Linked DNA regions of Homo sapiens: regions 1 and 3 are each linked to region 2. The links are chromatin contacts, found by Hi-C or POLR2A ChIA-PET in ENCODE. All regions are on one chromosome and are shown on one strand. Each heading gives the region's core, a stretch centred on a gene start or an enhancer-like site at or near the end of the contact. The rest is flanking DNA. Distances are from core to core; before and after follow the strand shown.

Evidence for each region. Hi-C counts contacts between places; a loop is a spot of excess contacts on that map. ChIA-PET counts read pairs that join two places held with the same protein, here RNA polymerase II (POLR2A). Pooled maps may share reads with other maps.
Region 1: a loop to region 2 is called in a map with no recorded cell type, with 23 times the contacts of the local background. The contact joins the enhancer-like site here to the promoter of TOP2B in region 2. A Hi-C loop is called at or near these places in 1 of 37 single-sample maps with no recorded cell type and 2 of 50 pooled maps. POLR2A ChIA-PET finds 5 or more read pairs at or near these places in 1 of 52 experiments (OCI-LY7).
Region 3: a map with no recorded cell type shows a loop between it and region 2 (11-fold over the local background). The contact joins the promoter of RBMS3 here to the promoter of TOP2B in region 2. A Hi-C loop is called at or near these places in 1 of 37 single-sample maps with no recorded cell type and 2 of 50 pooled maps. POLR2A ChIA-PET finds 5 or more read pairs at or near these places in 1 of 52 experiments (activated naive CD4-positive, alpha-beta T cell).

Annotation. Positions count from the first base shown.
Region 1 is chr3:30,637,743-30,641,611 of GRCh38, forward strand. All of the region lies in intron 1 of TGFBR2 (transforming growth factor beta receptor 2), which reads left to right. Among named protein-coding and RNA genes, the nearest start is that of TGFBR2, 33 kb to the left of the region's middle. Within about 2 kb of position 2,354, at least 6 of the 41 ENCODE cell types and tissues checked have a DNase peak (open chromatin) inside an H3K27ac peak, as active enhancers do; they include OCI-LY7, where a contact is called at or near this core.
Region 2 is chr3:25,663,657-25,667,389 of GRCh38, forward strand. It overlaps TOP2B (DNA topoisomerase II beta), which reads right to left and starts at 1,251. Exons shown (of 36, transcript NM_001330700.2): 1 at 573-1,251. The coding sequence starts at 641. It overlaps MIR4442 (microRNA 4442), which reads right to left and starts at 1,283; the gene lies at 1,217-1,283. RefSeq lists enhancers at 1-30, 988-1,551 and silencers at 318-506, 461-820.
Region 3 is chr3:29,279,054-29,283,041 of GRCh38, forward strand. RBMS3 (RNA binding motif single stranded interacting protein 3) reads left to right here and starts at 2,018. Exons shown (of 15, transcript NM_001003793.3): 1 at 2,018-2,703. The coding sequence starts at 2,629. It overlaps RBMS3-AS3 (RBMS3 antisense RNA 3), which reads right to left and starts at 1,886. Exons shown (of 3, transcript NR_109804.1): 1 at 1,678-1,886. RefSeq lists an enhancer at 873-922.

The DNA of each region.
Region 1 (3,869 bases), core at 1,104-3,603, 5.0 Mb after region 2:
TGTCTAATTTATTTTACTAGTCTTCTCTTGATGAGTGGTTAAAAAAAAAACCTGTTTGTCCTTACAAACAACACTGCAGCGAATTTATCAATGAATATCATAAATTTTTAGAAGCGAAAGTGCGAGGCAAAAGGCTATTTGCGTTTGCAGTGTTGATTGATATCAATAACATGTACTCCTGAGATGTTATACCTGTTTACAACACAGCATTATGAGAATGTTTGTTTCCCCATACTTTACCCAGCTCACTGTGTTATCTGACTTATTGATCTTTTTCAAAATGAGTTAGGTGAAATATGGTATGCATTTTTAATCTGCATTTCACTTGTTAGCAATGAGGTTGACATGCTTCGCTTTTAGAGCTTATTCTCTGGTGATATGATCAGGAAGTAATATTTAAAGTAGCGTTTTTTTAACACAATATAGAGAACTCATATGATTTGTTATTTGTTTCCAATAAGCATTGATAATGATTTTAAATGGCATTAATTCTTCTGGCACTTGTAGAATACTTACTATTTAAAAGCAAGAATTATAAGGCATTGTCATTTCACAGAGATTTTAGAGTATTCACTTTGTCATCTCTGAAAGGTTTTAAAGTATTATTACTACAAAAATATTTGCATAAGAAGGAGAATTGATGCCTTCAGGTCACTTGTCTCTGTTTTCTTCCTGCACACGCCATAGTCTCCCTGTTAGCTAAATGATGGTATCTCTAGTATTGACCTTGGTACCCCAGAGACCATGTGGACTGTCAGTTGAAGGAAAGCCCGATACCTCTCTTCTCTCAAGGTATAATTAGATAAAGCATTAGGGTTCAAACACATTTTTAAAAACTAAAAAGAAGGTATTGTATTAGAAGTTCCAATTAGAGTGTGCAATAGATGTTCAGCAAAAAGAACTATTCCTAAAATGTTCCTATCTTTGGTTTAATCACAAGGTGTTTGTTTGGTTGGTTGGTTGGTTGTAGTAATTGGCCAAGGTATCTGATTGGCTTGGGGATGTCTTTCCTGAAGAATTATACAGGGAATCCTCTCAGATTGCTTGACTTTCTTCTTTGTTCTGGGTGGGAGGAAGTGTGTGACTAGCCAATAGCCTTGTCCCACCTTGTCTCAAGGGTCGGAGCTGCTGTTGCTAGCATCACAGGCCACAGCGGCTTTCTGCCAGATGGCTGCCTCAGTATCTGACTCGGAAATGCTGCAGGCAATTAAAAACCTCCTTTCAGAGAACATGTCTTTCAATTCTGGGCCCATATGGTGATCAGGGCCTCTGGGTTTGCAATCATTTAAGAGGTCAGGCTCAAGAGAAAAGCATATGGAAAGAACTGGAAGATGAGAAATGCCTGTAAAAAGGTGAAGAATAGGTATTTAATTTCACTAACTCCAAAATGACTGGAGAAAGGGAAACAATTATTAAAAACTGGGTTCTCCACAGCCTTCCCACTCAACATATAGTGGGCTGGCATCACCCAGGGCAGCAGCTCCCTTCCTATCTGTAAGGTCAGTTTCGTGTGTACTTGGCTAGGTTCTGGTGCCCACTAATCTCATTGTTGCTGTGAAGGTATGTTGTAGATGTGATTAACAGCTAAAATCATTTGACTTTAAGTAAAAGAAATCATTCTCTATAATGTGAGTGGGCCTCATCCAATCAACTGAACAGCCTTAAGAGCAAAAGCTGAGGTTTCTGAGAGAAAAAATACTGCCTCAAAACTGCAGCATTGATTTCTGCCTGAGTTCCCAGGCTGCCAGTCTGCCCTATAAATTTCAGACTTGCCAGCCCCCACAATACCACTATGCTACACCTGCAGGTTAAAAATATTCCCAAAGTACTTGTGTATTAATATTTGAGAAGCAGTACTCTAAAACAGTAAATTCTATCCACCAGTTTCCATGGATTATTCTTTGAGATGTTATTTAATTGTGTCAATTTCAGTGGTCTTACTATGAATATATAACACTAATCAAGACATCCACAGGTATTTGTAGAACAAATAAATTTCTGAGTTTCCCCCCACAAAAAACACTCCAGAAAACAACAGTCGGTAGATACATGAATTCAATGATACACGAATGCATGAATTCAGTGATACATGAATGCATTTCTGACAAGTGTTTATGGTTATTGTTAAACCTTGAGATTTTACCTAATGGTTCAGCTAATAATAGACACTATTTCAAAGATTTGGACTAAGGTCATATTCAGAATTTCTAATATTTATCTGAAATAAGTCTAAATCTTATTAGGCTGCTCATCTGACCCTCAAAGACAATAGTACAGTTCCAGAAATAGACACAGCTAAGCAGTCAATTCATATTCTCAAGACCTGGAACCTCTGTCTGTAGGCAGTGAGTGTGGGGAAAATGTGAGATAAAATGGGGAAGGTGGTATGACCTAGAGTGAAGGTTTTGATATTACTCATGGGCTTATTTGAAGAGAAGTGAAATATTATGGGCCATGTGATACTATCATATGCTGAGAGATGCTACCCATGTTCACTTCCTTTAGTGGATGGCTTTCTAGGTGACAGATATTCTTATTGGAACTTCTTTCTGGAGAACTTTATGAATAACGAATTTGCCTATTAGGGGTAGAAAATTCTCTAAAGATGGTTAGCTGCTCACAGAGAGTCTATAGGAATCGAAGTACAGTCATCTCTTGGTACCCATGGGGGATTGGTTCCAAGACTCCTCGAGGAGACCAAAATCTACAGATGTTTAACTCCCTTATATAAAATTGTGTAATATTTACATATAACCTACACACATCCTCCCATATCCTTTAAATCATCTCTAGATTACTTATACATAATACAATGTAAATTCTATGTAAATAGTTGTTATACTGTGTTGCTTAGGGAATAATGACAAGAAAAAAGTCTGTACATAATTCAGTACAGCCACAATCATCAATTTTTTTAAAAAAATATTTTGCATCCACGGTTGATGGAAACCGCAGATGTGGAACCCACAGATACAGAAGGCTGACTATATACTGCCTTAATATAAGAATATCTTAACTAGAGAGACTTAGACTAATATAACAATCTGGATTAAAAGTAATGTTGAAGTTGGGTTAGGGTTTGCTATAGGGTTAATTAGGTGGGTTTTGTATCGTTGTTTAGAGGAATATCTTTATTCCTAGCTATGCACATGTATGCACTTACTTTCCTTCCCATTCCTTTGGCTTTTTAAACATTATGTATTAAACGTAAGGAGATGTTGTTTGATATCTGAGGTCGTGGCTGGTAACATCTTTTCCTGTGGTTTGGAGTGCACAGATGCAATGTCCCATACAGCAAATGACTGTTACCCTTCCCTCCCACTGGCCCTCATCCCACTCTGACCAGCAGTATACCACTTAGCATGTTATTAGTGACTCTTGAGGATTCCGGGGTTGGCTTGGGATGCCTTAACTGGATCTTACGGGCCTCAGAGAATCTGCAAACCTTCTCAGATGATCTACAAATTTTGTATTTGTTTCTTTTCCCCAACTCCAAAGTGTGTTCATAAGGCTTTTATCAAACTTAGGTGACTCCAGCAAAGGTTTAGAGTAGCTTTGCCCTCTGAACTTAACTACCTATTCCACCAGTACATATGGTATGCATAAAAGGACCTGAGGACCTATATCATATAGAGGAAAAGAATACTGGTTTAAAACAAAGGTTGGAATGTATATGACCTCAAGGGCTACCTGGAATTGTTAAGGTGGGGAGTCTCCTAGGGTCAACTAATAGGGAGTCGATGGCTGGTGCTGAACATGTCCTGCATACAGGCTTTTGAAAAAAAATTCTGGTTAAGCTCTTGCAGTGGTAGCTTCTGCTGTAACAAGGAGAAAAATGTGGCATCCCTGGCTGGGTTCTTGTGAAGTAA
Region 2 (3,733 bases), core at 1-2,500:
GTATTAACTGCTGTGAAAGTCATCCCCAATGCGCTCTCAATTGAGCGCATTGAATGAGGCTTTCCAAATTGAAGTGCAAGTTGCTGTAGAAATCCCAATGCATTCTTCTTTGAGATTAAAGCCCCAGAAAGAGCTGCATTTAGAATACACACACACACACACCCCTTTTCCCAGGGTTTTCTTGAACTACATTTGGAGAAAATGCTGCCCCACACAGACACACTTGCATTATCGCCATCCCCACCATTTCAGGTTCGGCTGCCCCGGAAGAGTCTGGTTAAAAAGAAAAGAGAGGAAGCGGGGGCTGTATGTTACGTTCGCGGTTTTGTCCCCCCAAAGTTTCAAGTACACATTACGCTCTGGCAGTCAGGACTTCCAGAGACGTACAGAGAAAGAAAGAAAGAAAAGGCGCGGGGAGCGGGCTGGAGGATTCTGCAAGCACAGGCCCCTATGGAGCGCCCGTTCGGGGGACGGGATTTCCCTCCCTTTCCCCTCCCCCGCCCGTTCGGAATTCCGCCCCCGCCGCGGGCCCGGAACAATGCAGCCGCCCGTCCCGGGGACCAGCCACTTACCACCCAGGTCAGTGCCCCGTTGCCGCCGCCCACGCCGGCTCCCGCGCCGCAGCCACCCGACTTGGCCATGGCGAGTGCCTCCAGCTCACAGGCCCTGAGGCCGCAGCCGCCGCTCCCGCCTCCCTGCGGGCCGCTGGGCCCCGCCGCTCCGCACCCACCGCTCCACTCGCCGCACTCCTAGCCGCGCCGACCCCCGCGCCCCATCGCGAAGATCCGGAGCGGACGTCCAGCCGAGCCCGCTGAGGAGGCCGCGCCGCCGGCTGCCCTCAAACTCGAGGCGCGGCGTCCGCGTCGCCCGGGCCTAGCGCGGCGGCTGAGGAGAAAGCAGGGAGCGACCGGCGGCGGCCGAGCGGCGGCGTTGCCTTCTCGCCCGCCCGCGGGCGCCGCTGCAGGCCGGGCTGAAGCCCGGGCGTGCGAGCCGCGAGGGCGGCCGGGGAGCCCGAGGCGCTCGGACGTGGCGAGGACGCAGAGGTGCCTTGTCCTTCTCACACTCCGCGAAGGCCAGCCACTCGAGTCGCCAGAGTAGTCGTCCCGGTCGCCGCCGCTGCTTCAAAGGCAGCCTTAGCCTCGCTGCAGCCCCGATTTCCTCACACACACACACCGAGAGGGACAATAAACAGAGCCGCCGCCGCCGCCGCCACGGTCACCTCCCTCTTGTCCGGCATAACACCGCACACACACATTTGCACACCGGGGAGAGAGGGAGGGCGCGGCGGCCGCCCCCGCTGTCAGTCAGCGCCATGCTGTCCAATCCGGGCCTTGTCGCCACAGCCTCTCGGCCAATCCCAAAATTCCAAGCCCCCTGGAGGGGCGGGACCCGAGGGGGGAAACGTCATTGCGGGTAGCAACCGAAAGGAAGACTTGGGGTTTTTGTTTGTGTGTGTGTCTGTGGGTTTTCCATTTGAAGGGAGAGCAGGGGCTGCTTCAAGGGTCAATTGAGGGCGGCAAAGGGAAAGGGTCGAATTGGCCTCGGGTCGATTGTAATCCTCCAAGCGTGCTGTTTACTCTGAGACCTAACCGGGAATCCGAAGCGTTTGCCTGGGGCCTCTAAGGATGAGGATGGGGGCGGGGTGGGGATGGGGGTGGCAGGAAGAAGCCGGGGGCCGTCCCAAAGGGAAATTATTTTAAAAGAGCGGTTGTAAACCGCAGGCAAGACGTTGTAGACCACTGGTGCAAGGAGGCCCCGTGACCCGGCCTCCCCAAGGGCCTAAGTGGACGCTGCTGTCGAAAAAAATCATCTCAGACCTTCTCCATCTCCTTCTTCCGTCTCCTCCCCTCACCCCAAAAGAGCATATGGTCAGTTTCAAGAAAACTACATATGAAAAGCTTAAATGATAAGGGACACACAGAGAATGTTCTAGGGAAAGAATGCAGGGTGGGTTGAGTGTTCTATTTCTACTCTTTGTTGACCTTTCTTCTCTGAACAATGCAGAGATGTCACTGTCACTTTTCTCATCTGTCCAGAACTGTGCCCCCTGCCTCTAAGAGGGCATGCTTAATTTTTAAAACTGTTTTCAGTGGAATTTTCAAATGCACAGTAAGGAATAATTTCATTCACATTAAAGCTTTCTAAGAATGAAAATTACCAATACAGCAACATCACAGTCTTTGGCAGATGGAAGATGGCTTTACTTCTTCCTGTTTTTCAGTGTAATTCCACTCAAGTATTTATTGGGCGCACACTCTGCCACGCTGTGCCAGGCTCTGCGATGGGTTCAAAGTAAAAACAAGGCCCCTGATTTCAAACCATTTATAACCTGGCTTGTGAGACAGACTAAAAGGGAGCCAACGATCACCAAAATGAGTACTTGAAGGCATGAAGTGCCACCAAAGAGTTGTGATGAAAGCTTTTTATAAAGATGAAAACAGTATTACTGTTTTTTGAAGAGGTGTTTTTGTGAACTTCCAACTGTGCATTTCCTCTCAAGGGAAAACAAAAATGTCTCAGGTCACATCTTTAAACTGCATTCTGAGTCTAGAGGTGGAGAACTCTGAAACATGGAAATAATTTAAACATAGTTTTTTTAATTAGCTCTCTGATGGCCATGTAACTTTGCCATACTAGGGACTTCAGAACAGTGAAGCCTTTCTTTACCTTGAACTTGGGGTGCAAACTTTTCTGAACCTGACCAAGTATCCATAGCCTTGTTATTTAACTTCCCTGAGCCTCAGTTTAGTGCTTGTTAAAATGATCTTGTGTTCTTACTGTGAGTTTGCATCTCCAAGTACACATGTATTTTGTTTGAAAAGGGGTAATTTTAAAGGCAATGAGTTTTTTTTATGAAGATGTACTAGGTAGAAGCTAAGCTATAAAATACATAGCTGTCTCCTTTTTTAAACTTAAGTTGTCAAAGCTCTTTATCTTCCGTTTTTGTTGTTGTTTTTAGAGACAGAGTCTTGCTCTGTCACCCAGGCTGGAGTACAGTGGCATGATCTCGGCTCACTGCACCCTCCACCTCCCAGGTTCAAGCAATTCTCCTGCCTCAGCCTCCCAGGTAGCTGGGATTACAGGCACCGGCCACCATGCCTGGCTAATTTTTTTTACTTTTACTAGAGACGGGGTTTTCACCATGTTGGCCACCCTGGTCTCGAACTCCTGACCTCAAGTGAGCCGCCCATCTTGGCCTCCCAAAATGCTGGGATTACAGGCATGAGCCACCGCACCCAGCCTAGGTTCAGATTTTGAAATGAATAAAACAATATATTCAAAACTCAAATAGATTAATAAAAATAATGTTCTTTTCACTTGCCTCATATGTGAGGCATTGAGTCCTTTTGTCTTCTCAGTATGAAAAAGCCTTTTAATAAGTGTTACTAGTTTTAAGAAAATACTGACTTACCCAGAAGAATTGCAAATAAGAATTGCTGAATATACATGAAAATCAACATTTTTAAAGCAGAGATTTGTGATGAGTGGAAGACGGAATCTAGATTAAAAGTATCTCAGCTTCTAAAGAATTGTCCTTTTTAACTGTGCAGCAGACTTAGCATATCTTTATGATAAAATTGATTGTACGCAACTTGAGCATAGCTTTCTCTTCTGGGGTAATGTGAAGTAATTTTCAATTAGGGGTGGATCACCTGAGGTCAGGAGTTCAAGACCAGCCTGACGAACATCATGAAACCCCTTCTCTACTAAAAATACAAAAATTAGCCAGGCG
Region 3 (3,988 bases), core at 768-3,267, 3.6 Mb after region 2:
TGCAAGTTTTTGGAAATATAAAGGCAAGTGAGAACAATGTGACCTCCTGCCCCCCTAGAGTTTAGAACATCATGGAAGAAACAAACAATAAGCAGGCAAATACATGTAGAATAAGCCTTCTATGAGGGCAAATATAAAGTGCAGCAGAGAAGGAAGGGTTTAGAGAAAGCTACTGTGAGGAGGTGATATCCATACTGAGACCTGAAGGACAGGCTGAAGGGTAAAAGAGGTGGAGATGGACTTGGGAGAGCACTCCAGGAAGAGGGAATGACAGAAGCCTCTGAGAGCATGTTCCTGTCCTGAAAGTAGCTCAGAGTGACTCCGGTATAGGATGTGAGGGGCAGAGTTGAAAGTCCGAGACTAGAGTAGAAAGCCAGGGCCAGACAGCTCGTCAAGTGTCCTGAAACCTATTCCAAAGAGTCAGGACTTTATTGTTTGAGAAACGTGACACCACTGGAGGATTTTTAAATCAGTGTCATTTTTAGTGTCTGATTCAGTGTACTGCCTTCAGCCAGGAGAGTTGGCAGTATTTCTATTTTATAGATGGGACAACTGAGGCCCCAAATAATACATTTAAGAGATAGGTGGGGTTGATTTAATATTCTCAATCACCATGTTGTCAGGGCCTCCTAACTCTTACCCTCTCACCCTCCATCCTTCCTTCCTTCTGATTGTTATTCTTGTCAAAAGTAAAACATAAAACTATTTACCTGCCATCCTTATTTTTATCCAAGGAACACGTATGCACTCACACAGCTTCCAGAAACCAGTTCCCCTCGGTGGAAGCCAGTTGCTTTAGGGGTGGTGCGGCTTGTATGTGGATGGACACCATGTGTGCACTGAGCCCAAATTCTCTGTTCTTCTTGACTAGGAAGCTGGATTTGTACCAGGGACCTTTTATCTAAATAGGAGACTCTGGGCTCAGGAGAACAGAGCCGACTTGACAAAGTAGAAAAGAGCTCAGTATTGGTCTGCCCACGCTTTGGGCATGCGTGAGCACTCGCAGCAAAACACAGCTGGCACATCTAATTTTAGCCTCGCCCGCCTTGAAAAGGGACCCTTTAAGGAAATATATTTTATCTGAAACAATTTGTATTATAATGTAGCAGCTGATAGACATGACAGAATATTATCATTGGTGGGAAAAAACTCTGCCAAGCAATTATGATTTTTGTTCTTTTTTTTTTAGATGATATCAGTAAAGTGATTAAAGCATCAATGCAACAAAATAATCATAAAGAGAGAGACAATGGGAGAAACAGATTTTATCTGTAAAATATCTGACGAACCTAAGGGGTCACTTCCTTTGATTTTTTTTTTTTTTTTTTTTACAAAATGGATGTATTTTAAAAAAGTTATTATTTTTGATATGTTCAGTTGATCAGTCCAATCTGATGACATGTGGCATTAATAGTAGTCCTGGAGTAGACCCTAAAATTTCTTCAATACTTAACATCCACCAAGTTTTCCAGGTAGTAAAAGGTTAGTTTCTCAATCAGCTCTTGGATGCGTCTGGCTCTAGCGTGTTAACAGATTTTGAAAGCATCCGGGACTTACTTTTTTCCCCTTTAACCAGCAAGGTTAGTTCCCCTGCCTTTATTTCTTTTCCTTTCTCCTCCTTCCTTCTTTCGTCCTCTCTTCCCTCTCTTCTGTGTTTTGTTTAGCAGTGTGGCTTACCTTGGAACTTGGCAAAAAGAGGAACAAAAAGCAGCTCTTGTGTGGGGTAGATGGAGGAGGGATAAGAAATAATCCACCGCCCGCATTTGAGTTCTTCAGGTTCAGTTCCAGCGGCAGCAGCGTTGCTGCAAAAATCGCTTGCTATTCGAGATAGCCAGCAGAGGGAATCGGAACTTTGCTTGCAGCAGGGGTTGAAGCAGCCTTTTTTTTTTTTTTTCTTGGAGGAAATACTGCAGCCTTCTGGACTGCGTACGCTGCTCCCTGGAGAGGCTCTCTCGGTTCCACCCACCGGCTGGAAGGAGGGGAAGTGAATGAAAGGACAGGACAAGCCCCGAACACCATGTCACTCTGGGAGGGAGACAGCAGCAACTAAGCTGTACAAGGTTTTTTTTTTTTTTTTTTCTTCCTTTTTTTCTTTTTTTTTTTCTTTTTCCCCTTTCTTTTTCTTTCTTTCTTTCTTTTTCTTTCTTTCTTTCTCTTTCTCTCTCTCTTTTTTCTTTTTCTTTAAGGTGGGGAAAGAGACAACCAAGAGACAGGAAGCTGATCTGCAAGGATTCGGAGTTGTGCTAAAAGGACTTTGATTTTTTTCCCCCTTTACGAACGCTGGCAATTGACATCACTACAGACAGCCTGGTTAGAGAACAAACTGCCTCATCCCAAGTGGACCCCGGCAGCTGGGGGAAGCCAGGCAAGATCTGGGAAGGCTGTGTGTGGGTGTTTTTTCTACAGATCTCACTCCTCGCCCTTTTTTTTTTTCCTTTGGTGTGTGTTTTTTGTTTTGTTTTGTTTTTTAAAAAAATTCTTGCTGTGTTGGAACTAGCGAGTGGTGGAGTCTCTGAAGCCTCATCAGTCACCGGGACTGTCAGGAATAGTGGTTTAAGAGGAAGCTCGGCCTGGGGCACTATACCCTGTCATCCAGTTCCCTGCCTCGGAGATAAAGATTCCAGCTACATGGGCAAACGCCTGGATCAGCCACAAATGTACCCCCAGTACACTTACTACTATCCTCATTATCTCCAAACCAAGGTATGGCTTGACCCACGGTCTGGCGATCAGCGTGGTATCGTTCTGCACTTGGGATGGGAAACAGACAGGCGTGTGAATTATTAGTTAACCCCCACCCCCATCACTTCTTCCTGCTTCTTTGAAATTAGTGACATACCAATGGAGTTAATGAGGCAGAGGAAGACATAAGAAGAAAGCAGCAAACCCGGAATTGTAGCTTTCTCTTTAAGGAGAGATAATAGTTTCACTTGAGTTCAGTTTCTTTGTTGTTATTTGGCAGCATAAATGGTCCTGATATCAGGAACGTCTTTTGCAGATGGGCACGGTTTTTAGAAAGCAGATCACAACAGTGATTACCAGGCACAAGAATATAATTTCAGGGGCTTTTCTGGTGAGCTGTTCTTTGATTGTGGCTCTAAAAGGGTTTTTCCCACTGGATAGGACGTGCAACGGTGGGGGTAACTCAAACTTTTAATCGCAGGGTATAGAATGAAAGAAGGGTGTGAGAAGGTATAGGGCTCCTACCAGAGTCTCTGAGAGTTTATTTTTATTTTTAATTTGCCTTGCCTATTTTATTTTATGTTGAGGATGATCAGCATGCTACAGACTGCTTTACAATAGATGTTCTTTACTTTTAGAAGATCTATTTTTCTGTGTAGCTGCCATGAGGAGGCCTGAGTCTTGAAAAGGAATGAAATGTAACTGATCATAATTGGACTTGAATTGGTTAAATACTTTAGGCTTTATGTGTGTGTGTCAAATGACCATTAGGGGCCCAGAGGCAAGCCCACGTAAGTAAGCAGTGGGCAGTACCTACCCTGAACTTTATCCTGCAGTTAAGACATGAAAGACTCTCAGGTGTGAAATCACTGCTCCGATTTGTCAATTAAATTGGACTTGATTAGGGGGAAAACATGTTAGCGGAGTGACCACCTCGAGTGTACGGGTGATATTATTTTGTATTGCATTAGCATTAGCCAGACTCCACCGTCTCCTTAATAAATAAATATGCCGAGAGTGAACAAGGCGTGCCTGAATGATCTATGCTGTCACCAGGACTCGGTGATGTGATTAGGGTTAGGTAATTCATGCTGTAGTTATCTGTCATTTATTTTGTCTCGTCCAGCAACGCCTATTTGTAAACCAGACTGGGAAGCAGACTTTCAGTATTATACAAAAGATTATTGCTTTGTTTTTTTCTTTTTCAATTGCTTTGTAATCCACCCTGCCCCTCCAAGGTCGACTCACACTGCTATTTGCCTTTGTGAGCATTTAGTTTGTGCTGCTGATGCTTAAATAGACTAGC